2 separate regions of the Mus musculus genome follow, and region 1 is linked to region 2. The links are chromatin loops, found by intact Hi-C in ENCODE. Cell type or tissue: left cerebral cortex. All regions are shown on one strand.

The links. Peaks named below come from ENCODE experiments on the same cell type or tissue, not always from the same donor. Only the 100,000 strongest peaks of a DNase experiment are listed, where the experiment ranks them.
Region 1: a loop joins it to region 2, with 2.4 times the contacts of the local background. A loop is called at or near these places in 4 of 42 quality-filtered maps.

The regions. Positions count from the first base shown.
Region 1 is chr9:62,710,960-62,718,959 of GRCm38, forward strand. The region is part of intron 2 of Itga11 (integrin alpha 11); the gene reads left to right. Among named protein-coding and RNA genes, the nearest start is that of Itga11, 37 kb to the left of the region's middle. In left cerebral cortex, a CTCF peak has its summit at 3,543 (motif pointing right); DNase peaks (open chromatin) are centred at 1,530, 7,333 and 7,414; H3K27ac peaks cover 1,413 bases.
Region 2 is chr9:62,629,960-62,637,959 of GRCm38, forward strand. No RefSeq gene overlaps it. Among named protein-coding and RNA genes, the nearest start is that of Gm39353, 16 kb to the right of the region's middle. In left cerebral cortex, a CTCF peak has its summit at 3,068; DNase peaks (open chromatin) are centred at 847, 1,082 and 2,651; H3K27ac peaks cover 2,154 bases.

The sequences.
Region 1 (8,000 bases), 81 kb after region 2:
TCTGGAGGGCTCAGACCACTGTGAGCCGCACCATCCCTAGGCATGGGATCCTAGGCTGTATAAAAAACTAGCTGAGCAAGGCAGAGAGTGGACCCATGAGAGGCATCCTTCCATGCTTCAAGCACCTGCTTTGACTCTGCCCTGACTTCTCTCAATAAAACATGGTGACCTGAAAGTTATAAGCCAAATAAACCCTTTGCTTTTGGTTAGAGTATTTTTTATCACAGTGACAGGAGAAAAGAGGAGAACACACCCTAATCTCTCCCCAGAGTCCTATCAGGCATGGTGTCCCGTGCTGTCGAGATGCCAGGCAGAGCAGACAGCTCCTCATCCTGAAATCAGGGCCGCTAATGCAGTGGTCTTCCATGGAGCACAGTTCTCAGAGGCAGAGGTGGGTTAGGGCTGGTCCAGGGGTGGGAGCATCCCCCAGGAGGCCCAGATGGACCACACAGAACCATGGGTGGGCCTTCAGGGCTGTTGTGCCCTGTGTCAGTTCTACCTTACATAGAGGTTGGTCTGAAAGGTCCTCCCAACCTCCTTAACGTCAAAGGTGAGGAAGCCAAGGCTTGGAGGTAGAACAATATTAAACCAAGCCCCATGACCAGTCAATGGAAGAGCCAGGGCTGAAACTGACGTCCAGCTGCCAGCTTGGGGCAGCATCTCCCTCCTGTGACTGCTCCACCTGATTAATGAGCACTTAGGTGGCTAGAGACAGTTCATCTAGCATCCTGCATCCCAGAGCACAGGATGCCCTAGTTGGTACCCATCCAGACCCAAGGATTCTCCACACGTATTCCCAGAGGCTCACTGAGGATGGACAACTGAGGACGTCTCCCTCCCTTTGAGCAAAGTCTAGTCTTCAAAGTCACACCACTGGGGCAGGGATGCTAGCTCAGTTGATTGATCATTTGCCTACCATGCACAAGGCCCTGGGTTCGATTCCTCAAACTGTATAAACTTAGCATGATGGCTGTATAAACATGGCATGATCCCTGCACTTGGGAAGTGAAAACAGGAGGATCAAATGGTTACTCTTAGCTACTTAGCAAGTTCAAGGACAGCTTGAGCCATATGCAGTGCCCTCCCGTCTCAGCACTTTTCAAGCCATGAGACTTGAACATGTCACAGCTGGTTTCTCTACCAGTCTCTTCATCCAACAAAAGGGCCCAGGGATGTAAATCCAAAAGTAAACTTGTGGAGGAAGGAGGAAGAGATGGTGTAAAATGTCTATCACAAAGCAGTCACTGAGAGATGTTGTCTCCTTCACTGCTCCTTCCCTGAGGGGAGAGACAGAAGCTTCAAGGATAGGAGGCTCAATGGCTGCTTGGACAGAATGACAGATCTTCAATCTGGTCCCCTTCCTCGGTGACAGGCCTGGAGCAGGCTTGACCTTTCTGCTGGGAAATCTCACCGAGAAATATGCTTCTTTGTCCCCAACTCAGGCCCCCAGAGCAGGCTCCCAACCTCACGGTGCAGAAATGCCTTCTGCTATTTTCCCTTGGAACAAATCAAAAACCCACACCCTGACTCATTCTGGTTAGAGGATAAATCACGGTAGCGGCAAAGCCGGTGGGCAGGATGGCATCCACTGCGTAAGGGCCAAAGAGAAGGGGAAACCATATTCTAGGGAAATGCAGGCTTAGGCCCCAGGCCAAGCCACCAGGCAGGCCCTGGCAGGGCAGGCAGGCAGGCGAGCAAGGAGAGAGAGATTGTGGGAGGCTCAGAGAGGGGAGTAGAAAGCCAGGCAGTTGTCCTCAATGATGGGGCTGAGAGCACCTAATGCCCTCAAATGGCAGACAGCAGCCTTGAGAGGAGCCACAGGGAGGTGGGAGGGGAGCTGTCAGCCTCAGAACCCAGTGCAAACTTGAGCGGTGTACAGATGTGAGATGCAGGGGCCGTGTACAGATGTGAGGCAAAGCCAGATAACAGCTCTCAAGGCTCTTCAAGCCCCCGAGCCATTTCTCTCTCTGCTATCCTTTCACTTATTTATGTTTTTAGTTCTAAATCAATGCAGGAGAGTGCCAGGATTTGAAGGCTATATGAGCGATGGCCCAGGTAGCTCCTCACACAGAATCAACCGCAGAGCTGGAGCCAGGGGCATCCTCAGACGGAGAATATTCTTAGTGATGAACTCCAAGAGGCAGGGAGCCAAACAATATGCTTTCTGGGGTCAGAAGACACAGTCTTGGGAGTGGACGCCTCCTGGTTACTAACCCCCAAGAAAGAAAATAAACTGGCTTTGGCCGTTCAGAGAAGCCAGGGAGAACTGCCAACTCAGCATCTTGGCCTGTCTGGTCCTAGCCTCTACCTCCTCTCCTCACCCCTGCACAGTGGCTAGCAGCCTCCTCCCCACCCTACCCCCTTCTCCAAAGCCAACACCATCCATTCTGTTACTTCCAAAGCCCAGCGCAAGAGAGGCAAAGGGAGCGTCTCACACGAGGGAGCAACTGAGCTCAGACCGAAACGCACCTCCCCTTCAAAGCAGAGTCCTACGATTTCAAGGCTGGCATACTCAGCCCTCCATGTCTGTGAGTCCTGGATCCATGAATCCTGTAAATTATAGAGTGTCCAGGTTGTTTTCTTATCATTATTCTCTAAATCATACATTACAGTTGCCATTTAAATAGCTATTTGATTTGAATTAGAAGTTAAACTTAACTTAGAGGTGGCTTAAAAGTCTATGAGGTGATGGGCTGGTGAGATGGCTCAGTGGGTAAGAGCACCCGACTGCTCTTCCAAAGGTCCAGAGTTCAAATCCCAGCAACCACATGGTGGCTCACAACCATCCGTGACAGGATCTGACTCCCTCTTCTGGTGTGTCTAAAGACAGCTACAGTGTACTAACATATAATAATAAAATAAATCTTTAAAAAAAAAAATAAAATTTAAAAAAAAAAAAAAAGTCTATGAGGTGATATGTGTAGGTTCTATGCAAATGCTAAGGCGGTGTGTGTGTGTGTGTGTGTGTGTGTGTGTGTGTGTGTGCGCGCGCGCGCGCGCGCTGTATGAACACATATTATGGATGTGCAAACCCCTGTGCGTGCACTTGCAGAGACAGAGAACGTTAGGCTCCTGCTATCTTGCTCTCTACCTTATTCTGTGAAGACAGGGCCTCTCACTGAACCTGGAGCTAGGTTAAGTAGCCAGCAAGCTCCAGCAACTCTCCTGTCTCAGCTCCCATCCTGCACAGCACTGGGGTTACAGGGACACATGGCCACACCCAGCTTTTTATTCAGGTCCCAGTGCTTCTGCAGTGTTCTTACCACTGAGCCATCTTGTCGGGCCCCATCTTGAGCCATTCTATGGAGGAATTTGAGCAGCTGTAGGTTTTAGGGTTCATGGACTCCTGGGGCCAATTTCCCACGAACACTAAGGAATGGCTATAGTCAGTTTGAGGAGGGGGTTGTCTTTGAGACATAGTCTCACTATGTAGTCCTGGCTGGTCTGGAATTCATAGAGATCCACCTGTTTCTGCCTCCCAAGTGCCAGGATTAAAGGTGTGTGCCTCCACACCATACCTCACTGTCAGTTTCATGGCCCCTTACAATTTTAACTGCATCTCTCCTAACTGGCACTAGAGGGCGCAGGTTGCCTCCCCACCCCCACCCCACCCCCACCCCACCCCACCCCCACCCCGTGATTCTGCTACTGATTCTGTGAGCTTGCCATAGGTGAGACTGACCAGCAGGGCGAGCTTCCCATCAGCAGGCTACCCCACAAGAAAACAAACAAACAAACAAAAAAACAAAAGCTGACCTTTTACTGGTGATCAAAAAGCAGCCACATTTTCAAAGGCTGTATACAATTATACCACACTAATATGGTATAAATGTCTTTCTCACTTATTTAAGCTATGATCAACCCTCATTAATGTAACCAGGGTTTTCCCCAGGCTTAGAGAGAATGCTTCCTTCAACTACCCCTGACTGAAACACAACCAAGATCTTGGGGATTTTAGCTCCTCTTCACGCCTGTTTCCACGCATGGCCAGTGGGACCATGCTTGTTTCTGCACGGAGCTGGCTGTGGTTTTCCCTTGAGTTCTTGAGTCTATCCTAACCGCTGGAATGTTTCCCTCCCGGTTCCGCTGCCATGAATCAGTCAGATCCAGTAGCACAGAGCCACCTGGAAAGAGCATTGTAAGAAAAACCAATTAGGAGAAATGGAAAAGGGAAAATGGAAAACAAGGTGGATGGAAAGAAAGAGGGAGCGAAGAGTGAGTGTGAGCCCCAAGGGCAGGGCTTACCTCATGCCCGTCTTTGCAGCTTCAGTGTGGGACTCAGGCTCACAGAGGAGGGAGAAGGGAAAAGAGGGCTCTGGAAGTCTGAGTGAGAGCCATACTAAGTCTCAGGGAAGCACAAAGCTGGACACCTTCGATGGGGTTCTGGGACCATGGTCCCTGTGTAGGACACTCTGAGATCCCTTTCCCTGCTGAGTAGGGAAGGATCAGCCACAGTGAAGGCAAGGGTGGGTAAGGGGAGGGCAGGGGCCTGGCCCACTGCAGACAGCACAGCCTGTGGCTGTAGCGCCTCTCTTCCTCGTCCTCTGCTCTTCCCAACTGCAGGGCTCACAACGCTGAAATGCAAGACAGGGGCATTTTCAAATATGAAACAATAGACTTTACTCGCTAGTAAAGGCTCAAGTGAGTGTCTAGCCTTTTCTTTCTTCAGGGCTCCTCAAACTAAGATCTATTCTGTAAGAATGGCTACTTGCAAGGCTGGAGAAACGGCTCAGTGGTTAAGAGCACTTGTTCTTGCAGAAGAACTAGGTTTGTTTTCTCGCACCCACACGGCAGCTCACAACCATCCATAAGACCAGTTCCAGAGGATCCAACACCCTTTCCTGGCCTCCAGGAACACAAAGCACTCCAGTGGTAAGGCACACAGGCAAGCAGAACACTCTTATATAGAAAGTAAGTCGTTTTTAAAGAATACCCATTCATCATATCTGGAGGGGGAAAATAAAGAGACCTGAGTTTTGAACCACACAGAAAGCATTTTGAAGGATGCTTCATAGCCAGAACCCCTTGCAATGACACTATACTGAACTGGCAGCTGTCCTACACCCACCCCCTCTGCTTCTCAAGGAGGGTCCAGGAGTGCCAATTCTTCACCAGCTTCCAGCTAACTTAGCATCTCTAGTAGTTTCTGAAACTTCAAAATAGGAGCTCTCTCTCTCTCTCTCCCTCTCTCTCTCTCTCTCTCTGTCTGTCTGTCTGTCTTCTGTGGAGCCATTGTGAACTAGGGATGAAGCCCAAGGAGTAGAGTGCTTGCCTAGCATACAGGAAGCCCTGATTTTCATCCCTGGAGCCATAAATATTGGGCATGGTAGTACATGCCTGTGAGTCCAACGCTTGGAGGTTGAGAGAGGAGGATTAAAGTTGAAGGTCAGTCTGGACGACATGAAAAATCAACAAGAGAGAGAGAGAGAGAAGAGAGAGAGAATGCCATGGGACTTCATGAGTACTAAGAGAGCCTCAGGGGAAGTCTTTAGCATAATACCTACTAGAAAATTAACTCCCACAAATAATCTATCTGTAGAGCACTTCCTATGGCTTCTTCCTATGGAGGGATTTGAGAATGGATGGGCGGGAGCCCCAGTGGTCCAATCGGTCCAATGGTACACTGCACTAAGGTGAAGCAGATGAACACATGCCCTGGTTTTTGCTCATTTGGAGATGGGGCCAGTGCAGGAGATGAACCCTGGGGCTTGCTTATGCTACACAAGTGATCCACCACTGAGCACCCCACCCCCGCCATGTTAAGGATTCCTGCCCTTATACCCAGGTGTCATCATTCCCACGCCTCTCAAGTATCAGTTAATACAGACCAGGGGCTCGCAGAGCCCTTGACAACAGAATCACCGACTGAAGTGAACCAACACTTGGGCGTCGCAGTCAATTACCAGGGCAGACTTTGCTGGAGTGGGAGGTACACCTGGGATTTCCATTTTTAACCATCCCAAGATGAGTCTAGGGGACCCTTTCTAAAACCACCAATGCTTGGTGAGAGGTCTGTGGTGTCAGAGATTGAGCTAACCCCGGTAGGTACCTTTAATACCTGAATCCAAGCACATGATCGTTGGTAGGGATACATCCCCCTGAAAGCAGGTGGAGACAGCCCAATCAGGGGCAATGTGGCACCTGCCAGTCAGCAGAGGATGCCTCTGAGCGAGACCCAACACAGAATCATAAGCTTAATTATAATACCTGGAGGTTTATTTTGTTATGATTTTGGTCGTGCTGTTCTTGAAAGCAGACTTTGTAGATGACAGTGTTGTTTTTGCAAGATCTAAAAGCTGGGCGTGACTGGATATGGAGAAGTGTTTTAGCTAGAGTTCCCTGGACTTGTGAAGGGAGAAGGGATGGATGGGACTGTCGGTGAGGAAGAGTGAGAGGGGGCAGGAAGGATTGGTATGACTGTCTCAGCTATAGGGACGGCAGGGATGTTTGTCTCTCTGGTTCACCCCAGCACAGCCCTCACCAGGAGGCACGCGTTAGAAGATGCACAGACAGGCACTTGCACTCCTTAACATGGGAGTCACGCCATTCTCCCCATAGGTCCAGACCTGCATCCCCAAGTGACACTGTTCACGATGCAAGCCTCTGCCAGGGGCTACTATTCAGGGATGGATTCTCAAATGGCCAAACAAGAGCTGTCCCTCTGTGCCCCTGCCTAGGCCCTGTTACAGTGTGATCCCCCACTTCCCTCTGTTCAAACCCACAGTACCCTGCACACAGAACCTACTCAATGGCTACTGCTCAGACCAAAGCCGTCCAAGTCCCTCATTTTACAGACAAGGCATGAAGGCCAGCATAGGGAAGGTAATTCAACCCAGGTTGTTTAGCTCGGTGGGACAGAGCGGCATTAACCATAAGCACAGGAACAATAGAGTGTCTGTCTGTCCTTCCGCCCCCAAGCTCTTTGCCCTTTCCCAGGTCTGTAAGCTGGAGGAAGGACTGCTGTACCCACCAGGGACAATGAGTGTGCCGTGGTGCCTCAGCCAGCTCTGCCAGCTGAGTGGTTGGGGATCAGGGAGGTCCTGACATTTTTGTGCTTGCTTCCTTCCTTGTCTAGCCATGTCCCTGGTCAGGGACACCCTAAAAAGGGTTGTTGGGGTGCACTGTGGACCCGACTTAACAGTGAGCACCTGCACAGAGGGCAGCAGGAACTGCAGAGGCTCTTCCTGACAAGCAGGCCGGGGAGCCAGTCAGATGAGCCTCACGTCCCGCTGAGAAACATCTGTCTAAACGGCCTCGCTGCTTAGGTTTCATTTCAAAGGGAAAGATTCGTTACAAAATGGAAAGAAAAAAAAATTCTCCAAGTGTGGGTTGGACAAATAAGGCAGGGCTTATCGCTCCTTCTGGAAAGAGACAGAAGGGTTTTTATATGTGGCTCTCAGCCTTTCTGCTGGGGAGAGCAGGACCTGAGGCACACAAAGAATGCTGGGAGCAGGAGCTTGTGTGCAAAGCTCAGACCTGGAGAGCTCAGCCGAGCTCACCAGGAAGCTTTATCCCAAGAAGCAAAGAGGACTCAGCTTGGATGGCACAGTGAGTGTCTCCTCCGGCTGTCCACCCACTTCCTCAGTAGTTACCAAGCGTGGACTGCTCAAAGGACCTCCACCAACTCTGGAAACCAGCTATGTATAGGAGAAAAAGGAGACACTAGAGGCAAGAACAAAGCATCAAGGGAGTTAAAACAACTTCTGGTCCAGAGATTATAGGGGGCTTCCCGAGGAAGAGGCATTGGGAATGAGTGATGGAATGAGGAGAGTCAGAGGGCCTGGGGTGGGGGACGGCACAAGCAGCGGAGTGTGACGTGCAGAGCAACGGGCACATGCCCGGCGTGGGTGTGAGAGGTGCTAAAGGGCTGACACCCTTCCACTCAGGAAGCAGGCAGCCAGCAGCCCCGGCTCTCGTTTCTCTTCAGCTGGGTTGAGAGCCTCCCTTGCAGCTGCCGTCCCTCCCTCGTCCCCTCTCCTGTTCTAAGTGGACACAGAGGT
Region 2 (8,000 bases):
TGTCTCAAAACATAAGGTAAAGAGCTTGCTAGACAGCTCAGTCTAAAGTCACAAGCACTGTGGCCCAGACAAGTGACTGGAGTTCAATTCTGGGAGTCTACATTATAGGAGACCCACACTTCCCATTCTCCAAAAACCACCAGCTTTCCACCATACAAAGCTGGTAGGAGGAGGAACTCAACCAATTCAGTGATTTGTCAAGTTGTCCTCTGACAAATACATGTACAAGCATACGCACCTGTGTTACATGTATGTGGGGGATACAGAGCAACAGAGGACATTAAACATGATCTCTGGCCTATACATGTGCAAATGCACACACACACACACACACACACACACACACACACACACACACACACACAGTTGTGGTATAAAAGAGAATGGACCCCATAAGCTCATATATTCGAATATCTGGTTCCTAGTTGGTGGACTTTTTAGAAAGGATTAGGAGGTGTGGCCTTGATGGAAGACGTGTGTTAAAAGCCTACACCAGGTCCAGTGTTAGTCTCTTTGCCTCCATCCCTCTTGTGGGTCAGATATAAGCATTTAGTTACTGCTCCAGCCCTGTGCCTTCCTACCTGGTACCATGCAAGCCGCCGTATTAAATGCTTTCTTTTATAAGCTGCTTTTGTTATGGTGTCTCTTCACAACAACAAAAGAGTAAAGCACACATACACACACACACACACACACACACACACACGTCTCTGGTTCTTCCCAAGTCAGAACTTCTACCCCATCTTTGAACTCCAGCGTCTGCCAAGTTCAGTATTCTCCAGGCGGCAGGAAAGCACGCCCCTGAGACATGGCAAACAGCCTGAGCAACAGAAGGCTTTCAGAGCAACCAGTTCTGCTTCCTCACACCAATGCATGACAAGCTCCATCCGTGCAGACAGGATCTCAAGAACATTTGGTTGAGGCCCCCACCCTCACCCCCCACTCCCACCCCCACCCCCATTCTGCAGAGAGGGAAGCAGGCTGGCAGGGAGGGCATGACTTCAGCCAACTCTCCTTACTCCTAGTGCCTGCGGAGACACGGGGCTCTGGGCAGTGAGGGTGGCTGTTTCCACAGGAAGGAGGCAGGCGTGAAGCTGGCAGGCTGAATGCTCAGCATCCTCACCAGCGGTGGCATCCAAGGTTCCTTGGTCGGAAGCTTCCTGTGGGGCTTCAATGCTGGCAATTGGAAGAAGTTTGACTCATGTGCCCTCTCTTCATGTTTCCTCCTTCCAAAAAATCTCAGCTAGTGGATATTTTTCTATTATAGGAACAAATCTGATTTTATGGTTTTTCTTTCCCTCTCGCCGGGATTCTATATTAGTTGTTCTTCTCACTGCTGTGGCCAAAATACCTGACAACGCAATTTAAGTATCATGATATTAACTTGAGACTTTGGGGACATAAGGCAGAAAGATATGACTTAGAGCGATGTGGTTATATGTCAAGTTGACAAAGGACAGTTTACTGGTTAGTGATTTTACATTTTATTTTATTGTTTATCCATGAGTGTCTGTCTGTGTCACCTCCCCCACCTCCTACTCCTCCCAGGACCATTCCTTCATCCCCCATGCTCCCTCCCAACTTCAAGTCCTTTTTTGCTTTTTTGCTAAACCCATTTGTGTTGCCCACATACATGTGGGTGTGGGGCCGTCCATTAAGAGACTGACCACATACCCTTAAAGGAAGCTCGCCCTCTCCCTCTCCCCCTCCCACTCCCCCTTCCCTTTTCCCTCTCCTGGTATCCATTAACTATCAATGTCTCCTAGGCTGGGAGTGGGGCTCCTGCTGGAATGTTGACTGGCTTGATCTTGCATGAGTCTTGTACAGTCAACCACAGCTGTTGTGAGTTCATGGCTACTGTGGTCCAGTCCTATCCAGAAGGCACTATTTCACCCCAACTGTCCTTGACATCTGGCACTTGCTATCTTTCAACATGCTCTCTGAGCCTCTAGAGGAGAGGGTATGATACAGATGTCCCATTTACAACCCAGATCCCCAGAGTCAATCTTTCTCTATACTTTGACCCGTTCTTTTACAGATGGGTAGGAGGTTTATCCCAGTTCCCCCTGAAGATGGAGAAAAACAAGGAAGAGGGTGGACCCAAGGTCTGCTCTCAGCTCCTGCTCTGTGGCTTGCCTTGGCTCTATGAGCCGAGCTTGTAGCCTTATTCATAAAAACAATGTTTACAGCCCCAGCCCAAAGTGCTGGTGGGAGGCTAACATGGAGCATGCGGGGGTGGGGGCAGGGAGGGGGACAGCATGATGGAAGAGAGTCTGCTTCCCAAAACCCTGCCCTTGTCCTGGACTGCTCTGAGACTCAGTTCTGAACCTTTACATTGCCCAGGGCAGCCAGTTGGTCTGCATTCAGGGGTCCTTCTCAGAGTTTAATGTTCTATGATTCCAAAACCATCAAAGGATAGGAGCAGCTGGAGAGCTCGGGTGTTATTCCTCACCGTAAATCAGCCAGGATGACTTCACTTCGCCTCCCTGGCATGCGTCAGGTTTTCCTTCTATGTAGAGAGGGGCCTGAACCCTGCCAACCCCACCAAGCCACACTGGCTGCACCCCCAGAGTCAATGGCTTTACCATCCACTGATGCAGCTCACCATCCCCGCCAAGCCACTTATGCAACCGTCTAGAGAAACAGACTGCAAATGAGCACAGCTAAAAATACTTCATCTTCATGTGTGGGGGGCTGGAGGGAGGGCTGTGGGAAGGTGGGTGACATTCCAAAGGCTCTGGGTGTTTATCTGAGCTGTACTAGGAATCTAGGAACACAGGAGTGTCAGCTCTGGTCACAGTTGTCCACCTCTCTGACAATGCTTCCTCCTTCCTCAGAAAGGTACCAGCCATGGTGTGACTGACAGTAGGATCCTAGCTCAGAAGGCCAGGCGCTGTCCTCTGACATGGAAGGAGCCTGCCCTCAGATGACCCAATGCACTTGAACGTGGGATCCCTTTGGTTCTAAGGAACCCACCTTATGAGCCAACCTCCAGGAGCCCAGACTGGCTGCCTTTCCTCAACAACCTCCAGGGGACAAGTGGCCCATCCTGCCCCTATTCGGTGGCCACAGCAAGCACTGCAGTGCCTCCTTGCCACTGTGCCTTCTCCTTTTGAGTTGAGAGTGTGACAGTTCCAAAGGTATGGCACCAAGTCACTCAGGAGCTTGTACAAAGGAGAAGAGCTCTCAAATCCACTCGCCCCACACCTTTACATCCTCTTAGGCACATTACTTTCCCTGAATGGCTGGCTGCAGATTAAGTGCTTATAGGGTGCTCAGTCACAAGTGGGGCACCTATGTCACACCCTTCCCCAGGCTCAGGGGCCATCTCAGACTGTACGAGCCTGCTGTCAAGGAGGGCTGGAGCAGAACAGTGTCTTCTGGACATGGCAGGAAGCTGCGCTCACGGACTCAAGGTGGCCGCGGTTGCCTGTATTTGACCTGCACAAGAGCAAGCCCGTGCGCCACCACTGTTCGGCTGGGTTTTTTTTTTTTTTGTTTGTTTTTTGTTTTGTTTTGTTTTGTTTTTGTTTTTTTTTAAAGCACACAAAAGTGGAAGAGGGTGAGAGAAAAGTTAAGGGGAGGGAAAAGAAGGGTGAATGTGATCAAAATACATTGTATCCATGGAAGGGTGAATAAGATCAAAATACATTGTTTCTATGAAATTCTTGAAAACTAAATAAAAATATCTTCCTTTTGAAAAAAGAAACTGCTTAGAGAATTCTTAGAGTGCTCAGTACCCCTGTTGTCAAACTACAAGCCTCTTATAAGATATGTTTTTCTTATGCCCTATCCCAACCACATCACATAATTAAAAATGGAAGTTGTAGGGTCTCAGGAGATGGCTTAGCTGTGAAAGCACTTGCCTGGCAAACTTGACAGCCCAAGTTCACCCTGTAACCAGCATAGAGCTTGATGCTCATCCAGAGCATAACAGAGAAAGGATGGTGCTCACCTGAGCTCCCAACACTCCTGCTACCGTGTGGGAGGCAGAGACAAGAGAATCAGCTGGAAGCTTGAGGGCCAATCAGCTTGGAGTGTGCTAAACAAGATCGACCCTGCCTCAAAAAAAAAAAAAAAAAAAAAAAAAACAAGGTGAAAGGTGAGAGCTAACTCCTGAAAGGTGTCCTCTGATTGGCATGCAAATACCATGACACATGTGTGTCCCACCTCCTGCCGGCTGCCTCTCTCTCTCTCTCTCTCTCTCTCTCTCTCTCTCTCTCTCACACACACACACACACACACACACACACACACACACAGAGAGAGAGAGAGAGAGAGAGAGAGAGAGAGAGAGAGAGAAGCACACAGAAGAGAGGGGGAGGGAGGGAGAGAGGGAGGGAGGGAGAGAGGGGATATTTATTTTTTAAGTTTTGTGGGGCTTGGGGATGTAGTTCAGTGGTACAGTGCTTGCATACATGAAGCTCTGAGTTCTATCCCCAGCACCATAGAAATCAGACATAGAGGTGCATGCTTACAATCCCAGCATTTGGAACAAACAGGCAGAAGGATCCGGAGTTCAAGGTCATCCTCAGCTACACAGTAAGTATGAGCCAGCCTGGGCTACATGAGGTCTTAGATAGAGAGATAGATAGATAGATAGATAGATAGATGAGTGGGTGGGTGGGTGGATGGATGGATGGATGGATGGATGGATGGGTTATTCTACCTACCATAAGACCCAAATTACTGCTTGGGCAGTTAGATGCCCTTAAGGTCCTCTCCTTTAGGTCTTTTCCATTCTAATCTCCATGACTCTACAGGAAAGGAACATAGATTTGTATGATCTGTCCGTGCACAATCATGTGGTGAGACTGAAGGCATTACCACACCTATCTCAGAGGTCATGAAGCAGTCTCAGCGGAGTTACAGGAAATAAAGTTCTCTAATTTTTCAGGTGCCAGGAGCAGAAACTTTGTACTGGCTAGTTTTGTGTCAACTTGACACAGCTGGAGTTACCACAGAGAAAGGAGCTTCAGTTGAGGAAATGCCTCCATGAGATACAACTGTAAGGCATTTTCTCAATTAGTGATCAAGGGGGAAGGGCCCTTTGTGGGTGAGACCATCTCTGGACTGGCTGTCTTGGATTCTATAAGAGAGCAGGCTGAGCAAGCCAGAGGAGGCAAGCTAGTAAGGAACATCCCTCCATGGCCTGTGCATCAGCTCCTGCTTCCTGACCTGCCTGAGTTCCAGTCCTGACTTCCTTTGGTGATGAACAGCAGCATGGAAGTGTAAGCCAAATAAACCCTTTCTTTCCCAGCTTGCTTCTTGGTCATGATGTTTGTGCAGGAATAGAGACCCTGACTAAGGCAAACTTCATTCAAATTAGATTAAATAAAAAAGGATACTCCAAGGCTGGCTTCAGGTCTGGCTGGACCCAGAAGTTCTAACAGTCAGGTTACTGCTTCTTCCATTAGCTGGGGAAGACATCAGCAATTTCCAAACTACAGTGTGTATGTGTATTTACATGTCTGTATGTCTATTTTTGTGTGTGTTTGTGAATGTATGTTTGTGTGTATATGTGTGTAATCATGTGAGTGTATTTGTGTGTGTGTCTATAAGTGTGTGTACAAGTGTATGAATGTATGTAAGAGTATGATTGTGTATCTGTGTATATGTGTGTGTACAAGTATATGTGAGTGTATGGTTGTGTTTGTGCTGTGTGTGTGTGTGTGTGTGTGTGTGTGTGTGTGTGTGTGTGTAGGCCAGATGATAACCTTGGATGTGGTTTCTCAGGACATCATCTGCTATGGTATTTGGAAACAGGGTTTCTCACTGGCTTCAATGCCATGGCTAAGCTGGCTGACCTTTGATCCCCCGGAATTTGCTTGTCTCTGCCTCCATAGTGCTGAGATTGTAAGCATGTGCCGTCATGCCTAGGATTCTTAGGTAGGTTCTGGGAGTCAAGCCCGGGTGCTCACGCTTGAAAGGACCACACTTTACTGAATGATCCATCTCTTCAGTCTTCCAAATCACTCTTCAAATGTAAGGCCACAGAAGAAAACAGATTGCCCTTTCTGATAGCTCTTGAGAAAGTAGGAAGTGGAAGCTTAAATAAGGCTGTCATTATCTGCCTGCTACCATCCATACTGGGGTGGCAAGTCCCTGAATAGTCAGAGCTTGACATAGTGCTCACACATGGACAGCAAGGACAAATTGGCCCATCTGTAACAGCAGAGGAATGGAAAAGGTTAGGCCAAAGGACTGAGTTACAAGTGAACTGCCAAAGGCCAGTGGCTTAGTAAATGGGAAAGTTGAGGTTCAACAGAGGTCCTGGTTCCATTAAGACACACTGGGGTCCATAGCTCCCAGTCAGTACTAGAAGCTATGACCATAGGCAACACTTGCAACCATGGCAGATTTTTTTAAAAGTTTTATTGCATTATGATATGGAAAGATAATAATTTCAATTTATCTGATTTTGTTAACATTTAAAAGCATATTTTGAGTAAATAGATTTACATCACATTCTTCTTTCCCTTTTACAGAAGCTCTTATTAAGCCAGCATGGAGTCTTTGCCTTTTAAATTACCTTACTCAACACTGTCTTGATCCAGGAACTGTGAGATGAGAAGATTAATGTGCAGCTGTGAAAAATAACACGAAGACATCCCACTGTAGCAGTTGCTCAGCTTCCCAGCACTACCGTCCTGAATTACTATAGTAGGACATCACAGCTGCCATCCTGTATGGTCATAGTAGGACATCACAGCTGCCATCCTCTATAATCATAGTAGGACATCACAGCTGCCATCCTGTGTGGTCATAGTAGGACATCACACCTACCATCTGTATAATCATAGTTGGACATCACAGCTACCATCTGTATAGTCATAGTAGGACATCACAGCTACCATCTGTATAATCATAGTAGGACATCACAGCTACCATTCTGTATGGTCATAGTAGGACATCACACCTACCATCTGTATAATCATAGTTGGACATCACAGCTACCATCTGTATAATCATAGTAGGACATCACACCTACCATCCTGTATAGTCATAGCAGAACATCACAGCTACCATCTGTTTTATTATAGTAAGACATCTCAAGCAGGATTCTGGCATTGTATGGTTAAGATATAGGATATGTCCATCTGCAAGAATCTCACACAATGTATGCCCTTTATAGACATATCATCTCCTTTCTTGTCCCCATTATCTCCTGGACAGAGTCTCCATTTCTATTCTCTGTCATTTGAAGAATGCTGTAATTGGGACCATTCACTGTATCACCTTCCGTATTGACAAGTGTCTTGACTTCTTCCACTCAACATCACTCTCCGGAGATTCAGCCACTTGTCTCGTGTAGCCGTCCTTACTTCTTTTTTGTGGTTAAGTAGTAATCCATGATATGGATGTACCACAGTTTACTTAACCTTGCTCCTGATAGAGGATGCCTAGGCCGTGTCTAGTTTGGAGTTATTACAAATAAAACTGTACTAAATATCCACATACAGCTTGTGAGTGGAATGCTTCGTTTTTCTGGGATAAATGTCTAGGAATGAGCTGCTGGGTCATACATTAGCTGCCTGCTTAGCTTCTAAAGAGACTCCCATACTGCATTCCAGGGCAGAGTTCCCATATTCTCCTCTTTCCCTTCCCTTCCCTTCCCTTCCCTTCCCTTCCCTTCCCTTCCCTTCCCTTCCCTTCCCTTCCCTTCCCTTCCCTCCCCTCCCCTCCCCTCCCCTCCCCTCCCCTCCCTCCCCTTTCTTTCTCCTCTCTCTTCTTTCCTTCTCTCTCCTCCCTTCCCCATTTCTGAGAGAATCCCAAGAAACCAAAACTATCCTCACACTCACTATACAGCCCACTTCTGACCTTGCACTTCTGATCAGCCTATCTCCACCTCCTAACTGCTGACATCACAGGTGTCCACACCCACGTGGTGCTACCGAGCCAGGGCTCAGTGCCCGCCAGCCCAGCGCACTACCTGAGCTCCTGCCTCAGTCCTCCTAGTTTATTTTTACCAGATAGACAAGCACTGTCCAGTCTCTCGG